Regions from separate parts of the Homo sapiens genome. Here region 2 is linked to region 1. A link is a loop called in an ENCODE intact Hi-C map of the cell type or tissue named here. Cell type or tissue: CD14-positive monocyte. All regions are shown on one strand. Each heading gives the region's core, and the rest is flanking DNA. Links, peaks and the distances in the headings are about the cores only.

The links. Peaks named below come from ENCODE experiments on the same cell type or tissue, not always from the same donor. Only the 100,000 strongest peaks of a DNase experiment are listed, where the experiment ranks them.
Region 2: a loop joins it to region 1, with 2.7 times the contacts of the local background. A loop is called at or near these places in 7 of 110 quality-filtered maps.

The regions. Positions count from the first base shown.
Region 1 is chr14:70,967,169-70,977,911 of GRCh38, forward strand. PCNX1 (pecanex 1) reads left to right here. Exons shown (of 36, transcript NM_014982.3): 4 at 1,030-1,075; 5 at 1,853-1,942; 6 at 9,774-10,743. Among named protein-coding and RNA genes, the nearest start is that of PCNX1, 65 kb to the left of the region's middle. In CD14-positive monocyte, for the core only: CTCF peaks have their summits at 5,408 (motif pointing left) and 5,614; a DNase peak (open chromatin) is centred at 5,383; H3K27ac peaks cover 1,404 bases.
Region 2 is chr14:70,869,251-70,879,993 of GRCh38, forward strand. No RefSeq gene overlaps it. Among named protein-coding and RNA genes, the nearest start is that of PCNX1, 33 kb to the right of the region's middle. RefSeq lists an enhancer at 3,403-3,482. In CD14-positive monocyte, for the core only: CTCF peaks have their summits at 4,528 (motif pointing right) and 4,732; a DNase peak (open chromatin) is centred at 4,551; H3K4me3 peaks cover 574 bases; H3K27ac peaks cover 567 bases.

The DNA of each region.
Region 1 (10,743 bases), core at 830-8,829:
TGTGCACCCATTCAGTTGCCATCCAAATCAAGAAAGGCCTTCATGTCCCTTCAAAGTCAACATTAACTTATATTTTGAGTGATTTCTTGTGATATACACCTACTAAATCAAACCAATGAAGAGGAAGATGTGGTAAAGTATAAAGTAGTATATGAATGTTCTTAATTTTATTTTACAGTGCTAACTTTGCTTGACTGTTTTCTTCTTTGAATCCATGAAAACGAGTTACAGGAAGAGTTGCTAAGACTTGTTGATTTAGTAACTGTTATGTTATCTTTGGTTTCCTTAATGTGTTTGTGGAATTTGTGGTATTTATTTATATGATTTTCATGGTAGTATAATAAATAATGGCTGTGAAATTTTAGGGAAGTGTTAAACTATCTTGAATATAAGCACTAAAAGCTCAACAATCAGGTTTTAATTTTCTCCTTATAGTTTGTGCTAAAAATTCATTTTTCATGGATGCCTTAGACTTTTATTGATTTATTTTTTAATGTTCTGTCTATAAAGAAGTACTTACTTTTGTCTCCAACTAAAGAAGGTACATAATGATACACTTACAATTCGATGGTTAGACTTATGCTGCACTTTGTAGTGTATGTTAATGTTTGTCTGCCAAACCTTCCTTTTATACCCTAAGAAGTCTAAATTTATTTCAGGTAGACATAAAGCCTGGTTTTGCTTTTGTTTATAACATGAACGTGTCATGATGTAGTATAAAAATGATAATTGTATGACATGAGTTGCTTGAGATTGGAGGATCTGGCTCTGGGGGGGCTCCGTCAGTCCTGAGCATGCAGAGGGATTGGGTAGCTCCACATATCAGTAAGACACACGCAGCCTGTGCCGCAGCCAACAGGTTGCGTGGCTCCAATAGAGCTTGTCCAACAAGTATCTTCTAATATTGATAAAAATGATCGATAACATGTTTTGATCATATAATTTTGTTTGATAATCTTGCTAGTGTGTATTGATAATGACATAGCTAGCATTTTAATTAGTTTTATTTACTTCATGTCACGTTTTCAGATTGGATCTGGTTCCTCGCGTCTTGGAACAGCAGCAACTATTAAAGGTAGGTGTGATCTAACTTAAAAGTTGCACCTGCCTTTCCCTTTCATTTTGGTTGTAATGAAGATAACAGTACTGTACATTCAAATGTAATGAAAAAAATCATTCTTGAAATTCTTTTATAGATAAAATTATTTATCTTATTAAAGGTTGGTTGACTTAAATTGTGTTCTCTTTCATCATCCAAATTTCACAAAAGTGTCTGACCACTTACATTACATTGCGTGAATTACATAAGTTTTGATCTATAAGAAACTTCCTTGCCCTTGAGGGAAAACAGTTTTGTGGGTTTTAGTGGGGTTCATGGAAAACTAAGTAATTTGATGTGAAACCTTCTAATGTGACCACAAATGAAAGAACAAAAAAGAGCAAGTTATTTTCTGCTATTTGATCTATTCAGATAAATTCGTATTGTTTTCACCCTATAGTTTTTTAGGTTAATAATTTTCCCTGGGAAGGAAATTCATGTTGGGTCAAGTTATGTAATTTGCATTCCTTTTTAAATTCCACTTGTTTTTAAAGAAATAGTTTTATTAGTTTACATTTTGAAGCTTTCCACATTGTTTGGTTTGTAGTTCTGTGAGAATAATTAAGTGCTCTGATAGTCCATGATACTTCCTGCTAGTTCAGTGCATCTTCCATTATTGTAACCTTTGATACACAAAAACTACTTTAGTTGATAGACATTAGTACTCCTTGATGTATTAATACTCCTTGGTTATGCCACCCTACAGCCTTACTGTTAATATAAGGTCCTCACATGTTTCTCTTAACTTTGTAGGAGATACAGACACTGCTAAGACTTCTGATGATATCAGTTTAAGTCTGGGCCAAAGTTCTAGTCTTTGTAAGGAAGGAAGTGAAGAACAAGGTAAGAACGTTATACTTTACCATGATGTCATATACTGTGGTGACCAGAGTTAATTTGTAGAATATGCTGCATACAATTTGGCAGAAGTTTATAACAATTTAATATGATATTTAAGGAAACATTAACATAAAATGTTATGGTGATAGTAGTAATACAGAGTTACACATGCTTTTAGCTTACTTGAACTCAGTTATACATGTTCTGCCAGATAAACATGGAGAGAGAAATTCTATGAGCATATGCCCCAGAGTGAATATGAGATGGGAGATAAGAATCTGCTATTCTTTTAGTTGGTCAGACCAACTAGCCCAGCTTAGGGATAACCTAGTATGTAAAACTGTTACTTTCCATTCAGTACGATCTCTAAATGCCAGCTGCTTCATCTCTTGCCAACTGCAAAAACAGCAATAAGTTTTGACATAGTGTCTTAGTCCATGTGCATTGCTATAAAGAAATACCTGAGATTGGGTGCCTTGTACTTGGGTGCTTTTTTGGAATTACAGTACCCTATCATTGTTTCTTTGCTTCTGTGGACTGCCCTATCTAACCCTATATCCCATTCCTAAAACTGAAAAGACCTTTACATGTACTGTGTGGGCCGGGCGCAGTGGCTCATGCCTGTAATCCCAGCACTTTGGGAGGCTGAGGTGGGTGGAGTTCGAGACCAGCCTGGGCAACATGGCGAAACCCTGTCTCTACTAAAAATATAAAAATTATCCAGGGTAATGGTACACGCCTGTAATCCTAGCTACTCAGGAGGTTGAGGCACGAGAATCGCTTGAACCTGGGAGGCGGAGGTTGTAGTGAGCCGAGATCGTGTGACTGCACTCCAGCCTGGGTGAAAGAGCGAGACTCTGTCACAAATAGAGAAACACACGCACACATACAGGTACATATGTATGTATGTATGTATGTATGTATGTACTATGTGGTATGGAAACTTTTTTAAAACAATTAAAGGTGAATCAACTGGCTGTGGTGGCTGATGCCTGTAACCCCAGCATTTTGGGAGGCCAAGGCAGGAGGATCGCTTGAGTCCAGGAGTTTGAATCCAGCCTGGGTAACATAGTGAGATGCCTGTCTCTACAAAAAGTAATAAAAAAAATTTACCCGGGCATGATGGTGTGTGCCTATAGTCTCAGCTACTTGGGAGGCTGAGGTGGGAGGATCGCTTGATCCCAGGAGGTTGAGGCAGCAATAAGTTGTGGTAGTGCCACCGCACTCCAGCCTGGGCAACAGAGGGAGACCCTTTCTCTCTCTCTCAGTCAATCAACCAATCAATCAGTCAATATCAATTTCTTTGAGAATTATAATATCCTTTTCTGTAATATGAGACCATTACAGTGTCTCAACAACTAGATAATAATCTCAGAGGGGTTGGTGCCCTTGTGTTTAGGGATTATATATCTTATTTTATATCTGGAAAGTACCATATGCAAACAAGATTTTTATAGTCTGGTAGGTTGGGAATTATATACACACGAATCTACCCTTGCAACTATACATTAACATAGACAGTGATGTCTAACATGCACTGGGTGCATACTATTGGCCAAGTTTGGGGTCAACATACTTTTCTCTAAAGGACCAGATAGCTTTGTAGGCCATGTGGTCTCTCTTGCTACTCAGCTACTCAACTCTGCCATTGTAGAGTGAAAGGAGTCATAAACGATACATAAATAGTGGGCATGGCTGTGCCATCCTAAAATTTGGTTTATAAAAACAAGTTTGAGGGCTGGATTTGGCTTCATGGGACTTAGTTTGTCAACCCCTGGTTTAAGTCCTCTTCTAAGCATTTTATATGCATTTACCCAGTTAATCTTCACTATAAACGTTTGAAGTTGGCACTGTTATTATTCTCACTTTACAGATAAGCATGTTATTGCTTAGAGAGAAATTATAAGAAACTTGCTCAAAGTCCCACAGCTACAAAGTGACAGTCCTATAATTCAAATCTAGTTTTGAATTATGCTTTTTAAAATCTATGCTATACTACTTTATATAGTTTTTTTTTTTTTTTTTTTTTTTTTTTTTTTTTTTTTTTTGAGACGGAGTCTCGCTCTGTCGCCCAGGCCGGACTGCGGACTGCAGTGGCGCAATCTCGACTCACTGCAAGCTCCGCTTCCCGGGTTCACGCCATTCTCCTGCCTCAGCCTCCCGAGTAGCTGGGACTACAGGCGCCCGCCACCGCGCCCGGCTAATTTTTTGTATTTTTAGTAGAGACGGGGTTTCACCTTGTTAGCCAGGATGGTCTCGATCTCCTGACCTCATGATCCACCCGCCTCGGCCTCCCAAAGTGCTGGGATTACAGGCGTGAGCCACCGCGCCCGGCCTATAGTTTTAAAACTTGCTTTTATCATGCAACATTTTTCCATATGTTTAACATTTAACAAATATTGTCGAGTACTCTTGGCACTGTTTTAAGTACTGGAAATAAATCAGTGAACAAAAAGACAAAAAGTTCCACCCTCATGTGGCTTCTCTACTATTAATATGGAATCATACTGGTAGCAATCAACATATACTGTAGTAAGTAGAGACAGAAGATAGGGATTGGTGGGGACTAGGGAAATTTTAATTTTAAATAGAGTAGTTGAGGGCGGGCTTCTCTGAGAGCAAAGACCTGAAGAAGGAGGAGTGAGCTCTCAGGATATCTGAGGGGAGGGGCCCCCTCCACGCAGAGGGAACAGCAAGGGCAAAGCCCTAAAGCAAGAGCATGCCTGTCAGGTTTGAGAAATATTGTGGCTGGCTCAGAGTAAGTGAAGGGCCAAACAGTATGGAGTTTTGCAAGCCATTTTAAAGGTGCTAATTTTAATTCTGAGTGAGATAAGGAACTGCTAAAGGGTTGTATTTCATTTCAGTGGAATCACTCCGGCTCCTATTTTGAGGAATATATTAAAAGGGGCAAAAGTTGAAGCAGGGACCTCACTCAGCAGATTATTGCAGCAATCCAGAACACAGATCAGAGTAGTGAGAAGTAGTCTGACTGTGTGTGTAGAAGATACTAAGAAGATAGGTTATGGATTTGGATATACTATGTGAGAGAAGTAGTGGTCATAGATGAAGGCTTTTGAGTTACGCATCAGGGAGGATGGGGGCCCGCCAACTGAAAGGGGAAAGACTGAGGAGGAGCAGATTCAGGGTGGGGAGAGCAAGGGGGGTAAGTTAGGGGGTTCAGTTCAGGGCCTATCAGGTGCTGTTAGACCTGTAAGCAGCAATGAGTAGATAAGAGAGGTCCAGATTTCAGGTAAGAGGTCTAGGTTGGGGGTTTTAGATTCAGGAGTTGTCAGTGGATAAATAAAAACAACAACAAAAATCAGTCATGTCAGTTAAGGGGTTGGGTATTATTAAGTTGATGAAGTATCAGGGCAAGCATACTTGTTAGCTGCTTGGGGTTTATGTGGCCTTTACTTCTTGATCCAAATCCCTTTTCTTGGCTATGGTTTGGCGCCACCTAGTGGCAAATGTTCATGCTGGCTTAAATATCGTTTGGTACTCTTACTCCTCTGGTTTGGATTTACAGGATCCAAACCAAGGATCCAAGCCTTTAGTTGGTTAACAGTTAGTTGATTAGTTGGCACTCATTTTGTCACATGATTCAGGATGACTGGGGGAAAACAGGATATTGGGGTATATCTTTAACTTTTTCACTTCTAAGATAATCTACAGTTTCCCTACCTCTCGCTCATACCTTCCCTATCCAAGATCAGAACTTCAGACCGTCCCCATGGGAATATGAGGGCTGGGTAGAAGGTAGAGGAACTAGTTACAGGTATTTCTGAATTTCAGTTTGTCATGGGGATAGAAAACTGGATAAGATTTACAAAGAGGGAGTATAGGTAGAAAAGTGAAAAGTTCTAGCTGGGTGCGGTGACTTACCCCTATAATCCCAGCACTTCGAGAGGCCAAGGTGGGAGTATGGCTGGAGGCCAGGAGTTCAATACCAGCCTGGGCAACATGGTGAAGCCCTGCCTTTAAGAAAAAATACAAAAAATTACCTGGGTGTGGTGCAGTGTACCTGTAGCTCAGCTACCCAAGAGGCTGAGGCAGGAGGATTGCTTGAGCCTAGGAGATCAAGACTGCAGTGAGCCATGATTGCAGCACTACACTCCAGCCTGAGTGACAGAGCAACACTCTGTCTCAAAAAAAAAAAAAAAAAGAAAAAGTGAAAAGTTTTAAGATGTGAACCCTGAGCCTCTTTAGTTTAAGAAGTCCAGGAGACTGAGTAGGAACAACTAGTGAGATCAAAGGAAAACCAAGACTGTTATCCACCTGTGTTCAAGGAGAATGGATTGACCAGCTTTGTCAAGTGCTGCCGATAGGTCAGGTGACATGCAGACTGAGACTTGACCATTGGATTGAACAATTTAGGGGGTGTTGGTGACCTTGATAAGCACGGTCTTAGGGGAGTTGAATTGGAATACAAAGAGAATTGGAGGAGAAGAATCAGACAGTGAATACAGACAACTCTTTCAGTGAATTTTTGTAAAGGTGATAGCAAGCAGGAGAAGTAAAGATGAGGGATTTCGATTTTGTAAGATGTTGTAAGAGATATAACAACATGTTTGTATAATTGATTATTATCCATAATCAATTGATAGGGATGATCAGAGAGAGAAAGAAGGTATGATTTTTGTTTATAAAAGTAACATATATGTTAACTTTAGAAAATATAGTTAAGTATGAAGAAAAAATTTAGACCTCTGCCACTGATAAACTTTTTTTTGCATATCATTTTTTCATATTTTTTTGCTTTGATATAATTCAGTGGTTTTTAGAATATTATGCATCCATCACCACTATCTAAATCCAGAACATTTTCATTACTCCAGTAAGAAACCTGCACCCATTACACTCCCCATTTCCCCTTCAAGCAGCCCCTGACAACCTCTAGTTTACTGTTTCTTTGAATTTGCCTATTCTGGACATTTCATATAAACACAATTATATGTGGTTTTTTTTTTTTTAATGTGTCTGGCTTCTTTCATTTACCTTATTCTGGCATGTATCAGGATGTTATTTCTTTTTATGGCTAACTGTGGTATATCACTTTTCGCATTTATAAAAATATACGCCCATATACCATTAGCATTCATTTAAACTTACAGAACTGGAATTGTGGTTTTTTTTGTTGTTTTTTTTTTTTTTTTTGAGAGGGAGTCTCGCTCTGTTGCCCAGGATGGAGTGTGCAGTGGTGTATTTTTAGTAGAGATGGGGTTTCACCATGTTGGCCAGGCTGATCTCGAACTCCTGACCTCGTGATCCACCTGCCTCGGCCTCCCAAAGTGCTGGGATTACAGGCGTGAGCCACTGCACCCAGCCAGTGCCACCTTTTTCACTTAATTATTTTCTCATGTTATTACATAATCTTTGAAAATGTTTTTAGTGCCTGTATGAAATTATTAGTGGACCACATATTCAATCGTTATTTATAGGACATTGTTATACTTTTTGTGCTTTAAGAACTTTTATAATAAGGTGACATGAACAACTTTGTGCTAAAAACCTTGTACGCATATTTGACTCTATCCTTTAGCAACAATTTCTTACCTTCAAGATAAGAATACCTTTTCAAGTTTCTTGGCCATATTGCCAGATTGCTTTAAGAAGGTTACACCAGTTGGTACCACCATGAGCAGTATGTCTTTCTTATTCTAAACGCCACTAATAACAATTATTTTAAAAAAAGTTTGATTCGATGAAAAATGTATCTTTTTGTGTTGATTTGAGCCTCTTAACTTTGATATAATCTTTTTCATATGGGTAACAGTAAGAAAAAATATATTTACCTGAAAATTTCCTGAAACCACCGAAATTCTTTCTGACAAAATTAAACCTTTTGTGGTATATTTGTTTAGCAGTATCGAAAAAAGTGCATGTATTAAAGTAAGTTTGGCTGTGTCTTTTAAAATGAAATACTTACATTTCTGTTTTATTAATTTATCAGAAGGAAGTTGGTTTTGATCATTAGCATTAAAAAAACCTTTTGTTATCTTAGATTTAGTGATTTTCAACTACTTGCTCAGAGTCGATAAGTTTTCTGTAAAATTCATATCCTTGAAATGTGAATATCACACCAACCGATAATTGCTTATTAGAGATAAAGAGTTTTTAGAAATAACATTATAATTTAATATTACAAAACGTACAATGCTAGCTTTTAAATTTTGATATTTAGAAGATATAAGAACGCAACTACAGTAGCAGCTGTGTTGGGAAAATAATAAAGAACGGGTTTTACTTATCTTGAAAACTTTAAAATGTAAAATAAAGTGTAATTGGACATTTATACACTATAATTTTTATGGTACACTCCAGAGGCTATCCGTGAATTTTTAATTAATTAATCATAGCTAAATCTACATTTAGATTTTTAAAGATTACATAAACATTTTTAATAACTCATTCCTTTCTTTTAATCTTAGGGGGAAATGTCTGCTTTGGTCATTGAGATTCTACTGGGAAGACTCAGATTTACTATAGAATCTGTTATTTTACTTTGTCTATCCAGCTATGACAAGACAATAATTTTTCTTTTTATTGAACTAACAGCAGGTTCAGATGTCCTTGTCTGTCAAAACATATATTTAAAAATCAGCTATTTTGCAGTTTGGTTGTCAAGCTATATTCCAAGATAAATTACAATGTAGGTAGGTAGGTAGATACATTGATTTATATCTATATTTACATTTGTATATCTAGTATGTATGATAAGTCACTAATCACTGGTCTGGATGGAGGGTTAAAGCAGTGGTCTTACAGATACAAGAAGGTAAGTATTTTTTTCATGAAGTATTTTTTAATTGCTATACCAATAATGAAAGATAAAATGCAGTATTTTGCTCTGTAATTATTGCTGTTTTTACCATTCTGAACAGCAAGAGGATGTCTTACATCATTATATCTTGTTTAGGCATTGGTCAGCCTATTTTCGTTTGTTTGTTTCTGATTACTCTAGGTTTTCTTGATTTGTGAAATAATCGTATTAGCTTTTTGAAAGGATTTTAATATTGTGTTAGTAAGGTAGAATAATGATAGCCATCTTTAATTGTGACGGCATTGTGTCAAGCAATATATGTCATTAACTCAGTTATTCCTTGCCTGTGACTCAGTGAAGTTGATGTCCCATTTTGCAGATGAGGAAACAGATTTACAGGGGGGTAACCCAAAGTTACCAAGTTAGTAAGTTGGAGATAGAGCTTGCATAGAAATCCAGGCCTATTTTAAGTATAGTCCTTTGTTGCTCTTTCTTTCTTTCTTTCTTTTTTTTTTTTTTTTTTGAGACAGAGTCCTGCTCTTTTGCCCAGGCTGGAGTGCAGTGGTACGATCTCGGCTCACTGCATGCTCCGCCTCCTGGGTTCACACCATTCTCCTGCCTCAGCCTCCGGAGAAGCTGGGACTACAGGCGCTCGCCACCACGCCCGGCTAATTTTTTTGTATTTTTAGTAGAGACGGAGTTTCACAGTGTTAGCCAGGATGGTCTTGATCTCCTGACCTTGTGATCCACCCACCTTGGCCTCCCAAAGTGCTGGGATTACAAGCGTGAGCCACTGCGCCCGGCCCCTTTGTTTCCTCTTAATTTTATTGTTGATAGTCTATACAACTCTTTCTGAGGCCAGTTGAAGAACTCAAAGATTTGGAAGTTCAGTTCATTTCGTGAGTAGAATGCTTTCTTTGTGCAGCTGTGAAACAGAAAGCAGCTCTTTGGAGAACTACTTGAGAAATTATTTATACTTGATTTACTGTATGCAGTGAATTCTTTCCATTGTTAAACAGTAGAAAAGCAGATCATACATTTATTTTAACATTTCAAAATATGTGTTTGAAACAGATTTGGCAGCTGATCGGAAGCTCTTTCGTCTTGTCTCCAATGACTCCTTCATCTCTATTCAGCCTTCCTTATCCTCTTGTGGACAGGACTTGCCAAGGGACTTCAGTGACAAAGTGAACCTGCCAAGTCATAACCACCACCACCATGTTGATCAGTCTCTGTCCAGCGCCTGTGACACAGAAGTAGCTTCTCTTGTACCTTTACACTCACACTCTTATAGAAAAGACCACCGGCCGCGAGGTGTACCACGGACTTCTAGCTCTGCTGTGGCTTTTCCAGACACTTCACTGAATGATTTTCCCCTTTATCAGCAAAGACGTGGATTAGATCCAGTTAGTGAGTTAGAATCTTCCAAGCCTCTTTCTGGATCCAAAGAATCCTTGGTGGAAAATTCTGGTTTATCTGGGGAATTTCAGCTTGCTGGTGACTTGAAAATCAATACTTCTCAGCCACCCACAAAAAGTGGGAAGAGCAAACCTTTGAAAGCAGAGAAAAGCATGGACAGCTTGAGGAGCCTGAGCACACGGAGTAGTGGGTCAACAGAAAGCTACTGCAGTGGAACGGACCGGGACACTAACAGTACTGTCAGCAGCTATAAAAGTGAGCAGACCAGCTCAACTCACATAGAGAGCATCCTGTCAGAGCATGAGGAGTCTCCTAAAGCAGGAACAAAAAGTGGGAGGAAGAAAGAGTGCTGTGCAGGCCCAGAGGAGAAGAATAGCTGTGCCAGTGACAAAAGGACTAGCAGTGAAAAGATTGCTATGGAAGCGAGTACCAACAGTGGGGTTCACGAGGCCAAGGACCCCACCCCCTCTGATGAGATGCACAACCAGAGAGGTCTCAGCACCTCTGCATCTGAAGAAGCCAATAAAAATCCCCATGCAAATGAATTTACTTCCCAAGGGGACAGACCACCTGGGAACACTGCAGAAAACAAAGAAGAGAAGAGTGATAAGTCAGCTGTTTCTGT
Region 2 (10,743 bases), core at 1,219-9,218, 98 kb before region 1:
ACTACACAGACAGACAAAAGAAGATCCAGTATTTGTAAGATTTTTCATTTGCCAGTTTTTTAATTGGATTATTGGTCTCAGGGTGGAGACTTTTAAGAAACAGGGCCCAATACAGAGGTATAGCTGGAAGACAAAAAATAAATTTTGATACAGATTGATCCATTTCTAATTCTTGGGGTTCCATAAAGGAAAGAGATGTTTCTCCCAAAATGGAATCTGTGGCACTTTTTCTGTTTTTCTCAAGGAGTCTCAGGTCATCAGAAGTTATCTTAGGGCCTCTCATGCATGCATTAAGAATTGCAAGACATGGGGAGAACAGTAATTCAGTCGACTGAGAAAAAAATCTTTTTCCAGCAAAACAAGATCCAAGAAGAGAGAACATAAAGGTCTTTTAAATATACCTATAACTTGGATATCCACTTTTAATTAAGTAGAGCATTCCTTAAGAAAGTCCTTGGCCAGGCGCAGTGGCTCATGCCTGTAATCCCAACACTTTGGGAGGCCGAGGCAGGTGGATCACGAGGTCAGGAGATCGAGACCATCCTGGCTAACACGGTGAAACCCTGTCTCTATTAAAAATACAAAACAAAATTAGCCGGGCGCAGTGGCAGGCACCTGTAGTCCCAGCTGCTCGGGAGGCTGAGGCAGGAGAATGGCGTGAACCTGGGAGGCAGAGCTTGCAGTGAGCAGAGATTGCACCACTGCACTCCAACCTGGGCAACAGAGCGAGACTCTGTCTCAAAAAAAAAAAAAAAAGAAAAAGAAAAAGAAAAAAAATAAAAAGAAAGTCCTTTTAAATTCCTTGTAAGCTGACTTTAGCCGTGCCAAGCTGCCAATATTTTTGGCATTTGAACTTTACCAAAAGTAACTCACAGGTGAAACCAACAAGCTTCAATTAAGGTTATGACTTAACCACAAATGTATGAAGTATTTTCGAAGGGGTAGTAAGCAGTTTTTACAAAATCTAGGACCTTTAAAGGTAATTCAGAGAAAGAAAGATTTAAGAAAGGAAGCTGGAAGTTGTTCATGGAAAGGAAGAGAATCAGCAAATGGCAAAAGTTACACACAGATATCAACCCAAAAGTACTCATTTCTCAAGCCAGGATTGAACCCAGGTTGCCATTGTAAAATGGCGGAGACTAAAAGAAAGTACTGCCACGTGGTTACAGGTCACACTCCCAAGGATGTAAAACAAGATGGAGGCCTGCAGCAAAGTTTGTTACTGACCAGTTTGCCAGGCTGACTTGAACAGCAGGCTTATGGGGTCCTAGGCCTACATCCTATCATATGGTACCCCTCTTCCTGACAGAATCACACAGAAAGACATGCAAATCACATCAGATTGGCTACAGCTTAAGACTAACTTCACAAATCCTTTTTCATTAATCAAAACTTTACAGAGAATATAAACAGTGATCCTTATCATTCCTTTTACCAGTTTGTACAGGTAGAGAGAGGCCAACATCTGAATGATGAAACTTTTGCCCTTTTTCCAGCATGTCATCCTTCTAGGTTCCCTTCCTCTGAGTTCAATTCTAAGGCAACCAGTTTAAGGTAGGGGATATTAATTTTTCCCAGTTTGGAGGATGCATCCAAGGGGAGTGTGCTGTAGCACAGGGACACAATTACCCATCTGTGAAGAGAGGACAGAGGTGGAAAAAGGTAATAAAAAAGGCATTTTTTTTCAAAGGAGTCCCAAGGGTTCAGGATGTACTTTTGAAAGGGGTAAAGACTGAAGATGAATGGCTACTCATCTAGAAAGAGGGGAGCAAGGCATGCCTAGTTCCCTTCTCTTCCCAGCAAATACCCAGGGTATGTGAGGGAGAGGCAAGAGAGGCATCCCTTTTCTTCCTTCTTTCCTTGTATCCCGGAGTCCTGAAGACAATGACAGGGTGCTGCCCATGGGTGTCAATGTGCCTTTTCACCCATGTTAACAGGTGGGTTAGAGGGTAGGATTATCCACCCTTACCCACACACTGCCTTTCCCCTTGCTGTCAGTAGCTTTCAAGTTCCCTAGACCTCATGCATGCCATAGATACTAGCATGACCACTATCCATGAAATGGGAGGCTTGGCTTAATTGGCAGGAATTAGTCATGCTTACCTGTGCTATGTCTCTTAACTTCCATTGTCATCTGCCTCAGATCCAGTTTTCTTTCCTAGAGTTTCAACCCAAAGTTTGGAATTGAGTTTGGGACAAGAATGTGTCTCAGTGGGGTTCATGGATTCATTAAGTCATGGGTGAAGCTGTGGAATTGGGTCCTCCTCCAACAAGGGATAGAAAAGAGTGTCTTGTGAATTGGGGTCCTGGCCTATTAAAACGCCTTTCAAGAAAAAAAAAAACTCTGGCATGGAGAAGCCCCCTGTATTGCACGGCTGTGTTATTAGGTTGGTGCAAAAGCAATTGTGGTCACCGCCATGCTAAGTAATGGCAAAAACCTCAACTACCTTCAAACCAACCCATTAACTCCCGACCTGATGGAGAAAAGGAAAAAGAACAGCTTAAGGGTAGAGCTGGAGAAGATTGTTGAGGAAGAAACCTCTTATTCTGATGCAAATGAGTTTCTCCAACAGGGAAAGAAATTTTTAATTCCTGTTTCTTCCCTCAGGCTCAGAACAAGCTGGACCCCTCAGCTGGGGGAGGGGAAGACTCCGTGGGCACGTGGTGGGAAACATGGCCAGCTAGCCATGAAGGGCCTTGGGCCCCCAAGACTGCCCTGGGGCCTGGGAAGTGGCTGTGGCTCAGTCCTGCACTGCATGGCCACTGAACACAGCATGTGTATGCAGCAGACATGGCCACGTGCCCCAGCTAGGAGGGAAAGAGGTGGTGGGGAGCTGCTGCTCGCCTGTCTGTCACAAGAACATGCCTGTGGCCATTGGAGTGGGGGTGGAACACCCCCAATATTATAAAAGAAAAGATAGGTGCTATTTTAATTCTGAAAAAAAGAAGGAAAATGCCACAGAAAAGACTGTATTGGACCAAGGCTGACATTCCCAACCCCTGAAAGTGACAGGGAGGGGGCAGTTTTCCCTGCCTTCAGAAGAAGTCTGAAGATGAGAAAGCTCAGAAACGAAAGTGAAAGATATTTTTGGGGCAGCGTTTTACTCACCCTTCTGACAAACCCCCGTATAGGCCAAAATGATGCAGAATTTTTGCTCCCTAGTTCAGCTAAATCAGAGTTCTTGTCTCATGACCAGGAAAAATTAGGCACGTGGTCATATTGAAGGGTGAGGAGGGAAGAATTTATTAAGTGAAAGGAAAGCTCTCAGCAAAGAGAGGGGATCTCCAAGCAGGTTTCTCCCTCACAATTGAAAACCAGGGCCACCGCACATGAGCTTATGAGGCCAGGCTCCTCCCCTGAATAAGGCATGAATTGCTTGTGGCCCCCCAGTCCCCCAGTGCACACGTAGGCATGCCCAGGCAAGCCATAGGTAGTATCAGAAAAGGCAGCATTCAATGGGTTAAAAGGCATTATTCAGAAAGAATCAATTGGGAAAGCGTGGGCAAACAGGGGCAGAAGTTCTCCCTCTGGGTCACAGGTTTCATCCTAGACCAGCACTCCAGTCTTTCAGCCTTCAGGCTATTTTAGGCTTGAAAGTGAGGTTTTAGCCTAGGGACTCTTCCCTATCTGCCTAGGAATTTGTCTCCTGCCTTCATCAGTAGTACATATTACATATATGTAACTAAAAACAAAAGAAATAATTCTGTATAGTACATACATGCAATACATATATATGTACAATACAGAATATATGTACTATAGAATATATGTATAGTACATATATTCAGTATAGTTCATACTACACTACATACATGCTATATTATATGTATAGTATATTTCTGTCCATATATATACTATAAATGTACTATATATTCTGTATAGCACATACATATAGTACCCATATGTACTATATGTATATATTATGTATGTTATATATAATATGTATTGTATATAGGCATATGCTATGGGAAGGGGGGCAGGGAAGTGCTGGGTAGAGAAGGGGGGGGTCCCTGATGAGGGCTCCATCCTCGAGCCTGTGCCCACGGACCTAAATGAGGACAGATGTTTCTGTTTTCACACCCAAAATGTTGCCTTTTGGGCCACCACACCCCCCACATCCTGTGCCCATAAAAACCTGAGACCCCAGCGGGCACACACACAAGCAGCTGGACATTGAGAGAAGCAGAAGACAGACACCAGCAGACACCAGCAGGCCATTGAAGGCAGAACGACATGACACCAAGAGGAATTCGGCCAGGGTGGTTGGAGGAAAGTCTAGCTGCTGGATGGCCCAAGTCCAGGGAAGACCACTTTCCCACTCCATCCTTTTTCTTGCTCCCCATCCATCTCACTGAGAGCTACTTCCACCACTCAATAAAACCTTGCACTCATTCTCCAAGTCCACATGTGATCCGATTTTTCCAGTACACTAGAGCAAGAACCCAGGCTACAGAAACCCTTTGTCCTTGTGATAGGGCAAAGGGTCTAATTGAGCTGATTAACACAAGCCACCAGCAGATGGCAAAGCTGAAAGAATATACTGTAACACACTCCCGCTGGGGCTTCGGGAGCTGCAAACCCTCAACCCTAGACTCTGCTGTGGGTCAGAGCCCAAAAATGCTCTCCATGACCCACCCGTCTGCATGCTCCCCTAGGGTTTGAGAAGTAGGGCCCTGAAGAGGCAAGCCACACCCCTGTCACATACCCTGTGAAGGTGATAAGGGAACTCCACCCATTTCACATATAGTAAACATATATGTACCATATTTTAATTATATACATTAATCATAATTTTAACTCTTAGTAACATTAATTTCCAGTGAACAATCAAGGAAGTAATCCATTTTAAACTGTTTTATATCAGTATTTGTAGATGAAAGCCATTTCCTAATTTTTAGAAAGAAATGTTTCCTCAATTTTTTATGTTTCTTCTTATTTATTTATCCATTTATTTATTTTGAGATAGAGTCTTGCTCTGTCATCCAGGCTGGAGTGCGGTGGCATGATCTCAGCTCACTGCAACTTCTGCCTCCTGGGTTCAAGCAATTCTCCTGTCTCCGCCTCCCAAGTAGCTGGAATTGCAGGCGCACACCACCATGCCCGCCTAATTTTTGTATTTTTAGTAGAGATGGCGTTTCGCCATGTTGGCCAGGTTGGTCTCAAACTCCTGACCTCAGGTGATCTGCCCGCCTTGGCCTCCCAAAGTGCTGGGATTACAGGCATGAGCCACCACGCCCAGCCAGATTTTTATGTTTCTTAATAGATCCAAATATATTTAACTTCTATATACTGTATTAAAAACAAGATGTTGAAGTATATAAACTAAAGCTATGCTTAATAATTAATGTTTCAGTATTTTATTGAATTTAAAATGAATTGAAAATAAAGTAATTTTCAATTACTTAATTTAACATGATTTTAAAATTTGAAGTTGCTGAAAAAGATTTTGGAAACTATGATAAATTTATTTATAAATTTTGATGCCATTTACATTCACCTTATTTACTCATTCTTTACAATTATGCTTGAATTACTTATTAAACAAAACTAGCCATTGAAGAAGTATAACTGCTCAACAGGTTCACATTGCCAGCTGCCTAGACAGAGCTAATTTATCAAGACAGGGGAATTAGAATGGAGAAAGAGTAATTCATGTAGAGCCGGCTGTGCGGGAGATGGAGTTTTATTATTACTCAAATCAGTCTCCTCGAGCATTTGGGAATCAGAGTTTTTAAAAATAATTTGGCGGGTAGGGGCTCGGGAAGTAGGGAGTGCTGATTGGTCAGGTTGGAGATGGAATCATAGAGGAGTCAAGTGAGTTTTCTTGCTTGTTGTCTTCTGTTCCTGGATGGGATCATAGAATTGGTGGAACCAGATTACCAGTCTGGGTGGAGTCAGTTGATCCATGGAGTGCAGGGTCTGCAAAATATCTCAAGCATTGATCTTAGGTTTTCCAATAGTTATATTTTCCCCAGGAGCAATTTTGGGAGGTTAAGAATCTTGCAGCTGGAGGCTGTGTGGTCACTAAACCACAATTTCTAATCTTGTAGCTAATTTGTTAGTCCTATAAAGGCAGACCGGTCCCCAGACAAGAAGGGTTTTTTTTTTTTTTTTTTTGGAAAAGGGCTATTATCAATTTTGTTTCAGAGTTAAACTATAAACTAAATTCCTTCTGAAGGTTAGTTCAGCCTACGCCCAGGAATGAACAAGGACAACTTAAAGGTTGAAAGCAAGATGGAGTCAGTTAGGTCTGATCTCTTTCACTGTCATAATTTCCTCAGGTATGATTTTGGCAAAGGCGGTTTCAGAAGTTCGGAAGATATGACCCCAAAATATGTTGCTTTTGTATACTATTGCTGCTAACAGGTACTCAGAGCAAGGCTTTAAAAATTCTCCTTGTTTGTCTAAAGACAGATTTTCCAAAGGAATCCAAATGCCATCAATCCTGTTGTTACAGGAAAGGGGTCCTGATCCAGACCCCAAAAGAGGGTTCTTGGATCTCGTGCAAGAAAGAATTCAGGGCAAGTCAATAAGGTGAAAGCAAGTTTATTAGGGAAACAAAGGAACAAAAGAATGGCTATTCCATAGAAATGCATGGTTTTATGGTTATTTCTTGTTTATATGCTAAACAAGGGGTGGATTATTCATGCCTCCCCTTTTTAGACCATATAGGGTAACTTCCTGATGTTGCCATGGCATTTTTAAACCGTCATGGCGCTGGTGGGAGTGTAGCAGTGAGGACAACCAGACGTCACTCTCATCACCATCTCGATTTTGGTGGGTTTTGGCCGGCTTCTTTACTGTAACCTGTTTTATCAGCAAGATCTTTATGAGTTGTACCTTGTGCCGACCTCCTATCTCATCCTGTGACTTAGAATGCCTTAACTGTCTGGGAATGCAGCCCAGTAGGTTTCAGCCTCATTTTACCCAGCCCCTATTCAAGACCTCATTTTACCCAGCCCCTATTCAGATGGAGTTGCTCTGGTTCAAATGCCTCTGACACTCTCCCCTAGGAAGTTCCAGAAACCAGGGAAGATTAACTATTATCACAGGAGAGAAGGTTTCATCACACCAAGACAGACCTTGTCACACAAACCATGATTAATTTTTCTAAGGGCCCATTCATCTTTCCCCCAAACCATTTCCTACTTCAGGCCTAAATACCACCATTTGCCCAAACCAAGGAAGGAGGGTATAGGTAAAGGTCCAGTTAAGACAAGATGACCAGGAAAAGCATCTTAAATGATAAGGCTTGTTATATAAATTTAAATCAATGCCTTTTCAATTTAAAGAGTTTCCAGGGGCTTAGCCCTCTGTCTCTTTGTGTTGCACAGAGGTAGACACCCTTACAAATAGAGATTTCTTTCACAGATGTAATTTTCTTTAATAAAAGCGTTTCAAAATAGCCAGCTAAATGCCAGAAAGGTATATTGCAAAGACTGATTTAGTTCAATAGGTAGTCTTTTTAACTTAGCTTCTGTTTCTTTTCTCTTTTTTTGAGACAGAGTCTTGCTCTGTTGCCAGGCTGGAGTGCAGTGGTGCGATCTCGGCTCAGTGCAACCTCTGCCTCCTGGGTTCAAGCAATTTCCCTGCCTCAGCCTCCCAAGTAGCTGGGACTACAGGCACATGCCACCATGCCGGGCAAATTTTTTTGTATTTTAGTAGAGACAGAGTTTCACCATGTTGGCCAGAATGGTCTCCATCTCCTGACCTCGTGATTTGCCCACCTCGGCCTCCCAAAGTGCTGGGATTACAGGCATGAGCCACGGCGCCTGGCCTAGCTTCTGTTTCTTAGCTAAATTACTGAGTTTAAAGTGGAGCTCACACCAGTTAGAATGGCAATCATTAAAAAGTCAGGAAACAACAGGTGCTGGAGAGGATGTGGAGAAATAGGAACACTTTTACACTGTTGGTGGGACTGTAAACTAGTTCAACCATTGTGGAAGACAGTGTGGCGATTCCTCAAGGATCTAGAACTAGAAATACCATTTGACCCAGCCATCCCATTACTGGGTATATACCCAAAGGATTATAAATCATGCTGCTATAAAGACACATACACACGTATGTTTATTGCAGCACTATTTACAATAGCAAAGACTTGGAACCAATCCAAATGTCCATCAATGATAGACTGGATTAAGAAAATGTGGCACATGTACACCATGGAATACTATGCAGCCATAAAAAAGGATGAGTTCATGTCCTTTGTAGGGACATGGATGAAGCTGGAAACCATCATTCTCAGCAAACTATCGCAAGGACAAAAAAAACAAACACCACATGTTCTCACTCATAGGTGGGAATTGAACAATGAGAACACTTGGACACAGGAAGGGGAACATCACACACCGGGGCCTGTTGTGGCGTGGGGGTAGGGGGGAGGGATAGCATTAGGAGATATACCTAATGTAAATGACAAGTTAATGGGTGCAGCACACCAACATGGCACATGTATACATATGTAACAAACCTGCACATTGTGCACATGTACCCTAGAACTTAAAGTATAATAATAATAATAAATAAAAATAAAAAATAAATAAATAAATATAGTGGAGCCCATTAATGAAGAGGACAGAGAAAGCGTTCTCTATGCCTGGACTCAGCATGGATAGCTTTGAAAAAGAGAAACAAGCCTACTTTACCTGAGGGCCTACCTTTTATAAGCACTTTATTCGGCTTTCTTTCCACCTTGGGGCAGGATAGTAACTAAGCCAAAATGTTAGCAGATTCTATTTCCCTTATCAATTAGTCATTTAAAATCTTTATTTGTCTTTTGTAAAGAGCCTTTAAAAGAGGCAATAAGGCCGGCGCGGTGGCTCACGCCTGTAATCCCAGCACTTTGGGAGGCCGAGGCGGGCAGATCACGAGGTCAGGAGATCAAGACCATTCTGGCTAACACGGTGAAGAAACCCCGTCTCTACCAAAAATACAAAAAATTAGCCGGGCGTGGTGGCAGGCGCCTGTAGTCCCAGCTACTCGGGAGGCTGAGGCAGGAGAATGGCGTGAACCCGGGAGGCGGAGCTTGCAGTGAGCCGAGATGGCGCCACTGCGCTCCGGCCTGGGCAACAGAGGGAGACTCTGTCTCAAAAAAAATAAAAAAAATAAAAAAATTTTAAAAAAAGAGGCAATACAAATTTTGAAATTTTTTTTAGAAGCTTCTGCACATCAATAGGCATCCCTGGTGAACCTAATTCAGGAGCCCCCATTTTTAAATGCACTTCTTAAAGTACAATGTTGTTCATTTGAATGTTCCACCATAATTTTAAATCATCTTTAGTAAGATTTCTCCATTTTTGTAAGCATTTGCTGCTTCCGGTGCCTAATACTTATATACTATACATAAAGGCAGGCATACTGGGAAAGTGGAGGACTCAGTTCTTCAAAAATTAAGGATCTCATTTTTATGTTGATTCCTGGCTTTGGCTCTAAGATCCTCTTGGCCAAGTCAGCCAATGATTTTTCCCTACCCAAGTGTGTAAGAAAAAGGAACAAAGGAGATAGAACACAAAATCTCTGCAAATTCCCAAAAGCTGGAGTTCGCACCCCCTGCACTAATTGCCATTTACCACCCGTTTCCGCCTGACCCAGCGAGACAGCTGAGGCCTCTAACTTGATCCAATCCACTTAATTATCGAATCTGATTCGATCCTGGACCGAGTCCAGTTTTTGTTGTGACTTCTGGACTGAGTCCAGTTTTTGTTGTGACTTCTGAACCGAATCCAGTTAAAAAATTTGCTCAAACTCAGATAGCTCAAAACACAAATTTGTGGCACTTCAGAATCTAAGAGCGAATTTGTCCAGGATCCCCAGTTGCTGCAAGAGAGCAGTGGACACAGTGGGCCCAGCAGGCACCTTGCTTGGTCGCTCCATCCTCCTGGGGGTCATTAGAAGCTCTACTTTGTGGGCATTTTTGGGGTTTTTTTGTTTGTTTATTTCTTGTTTTGAGACAGGGTCTCATTCTGTTGCCCAGGCTGGAGTGCAGTGGTGTAATCACGGCTCACTATAGCCTCGAACTCCTGGGCTCAGGTGATCCTCCCACCTCAGCCTCCCTAGTAGCTAGGACTACAGACACGTGCTCCCACACCCAGCTAATTTTCTACTTTGGATCCTGCTTCTGATGCCATTGGTTAAAAGAAAAGCTTTAGGCAAATTAAATTTAACACAGTTTAATTGAGTAAAGAAAGATTCTTGAATCCAACAGTCCCCAAAACACAAACAGACTCAGAGTGACTCCAGGGCTGCCACATTTATGCCACATTTATTAGGTAACATTTATGGACAGAAAAAGGAAATTGACCTGTAGAAAGCATAAGGGAGGTACAGAAACGGCTGGATTGGCTACAGCTGGGGCCTTTGCCTTATTTGAACCTGGTTTGAACAGTTGGCTGCCTGTGGTTAACTGAAATTTGGCTGCTGTGATTGGCTGAGACTCAGTTACCAGTCTGTTTATGCATCAAATTAGGTTACAGTTCACTGTGTATGGAGAAACCTTTAGGCCAGACTTAAAATATATACAGAGGCAGCTTTAGGCCAAACTTCATTTAACAGCATCTAGATAATTTTCTTCAAAAATTTTTGAATGATCCATGGCGTAGCCTCTTTCTTTTGTTCAATGTATCTATAGAGGGAAATGTTTTCACAACTCCATCATTATACTCTTAGTTTCCCCGAATAGTTTAACTGGTGGAAAGGGCAGCAATACTCAAAGCCATTAAACCAAGCAGAACTTGCACTAT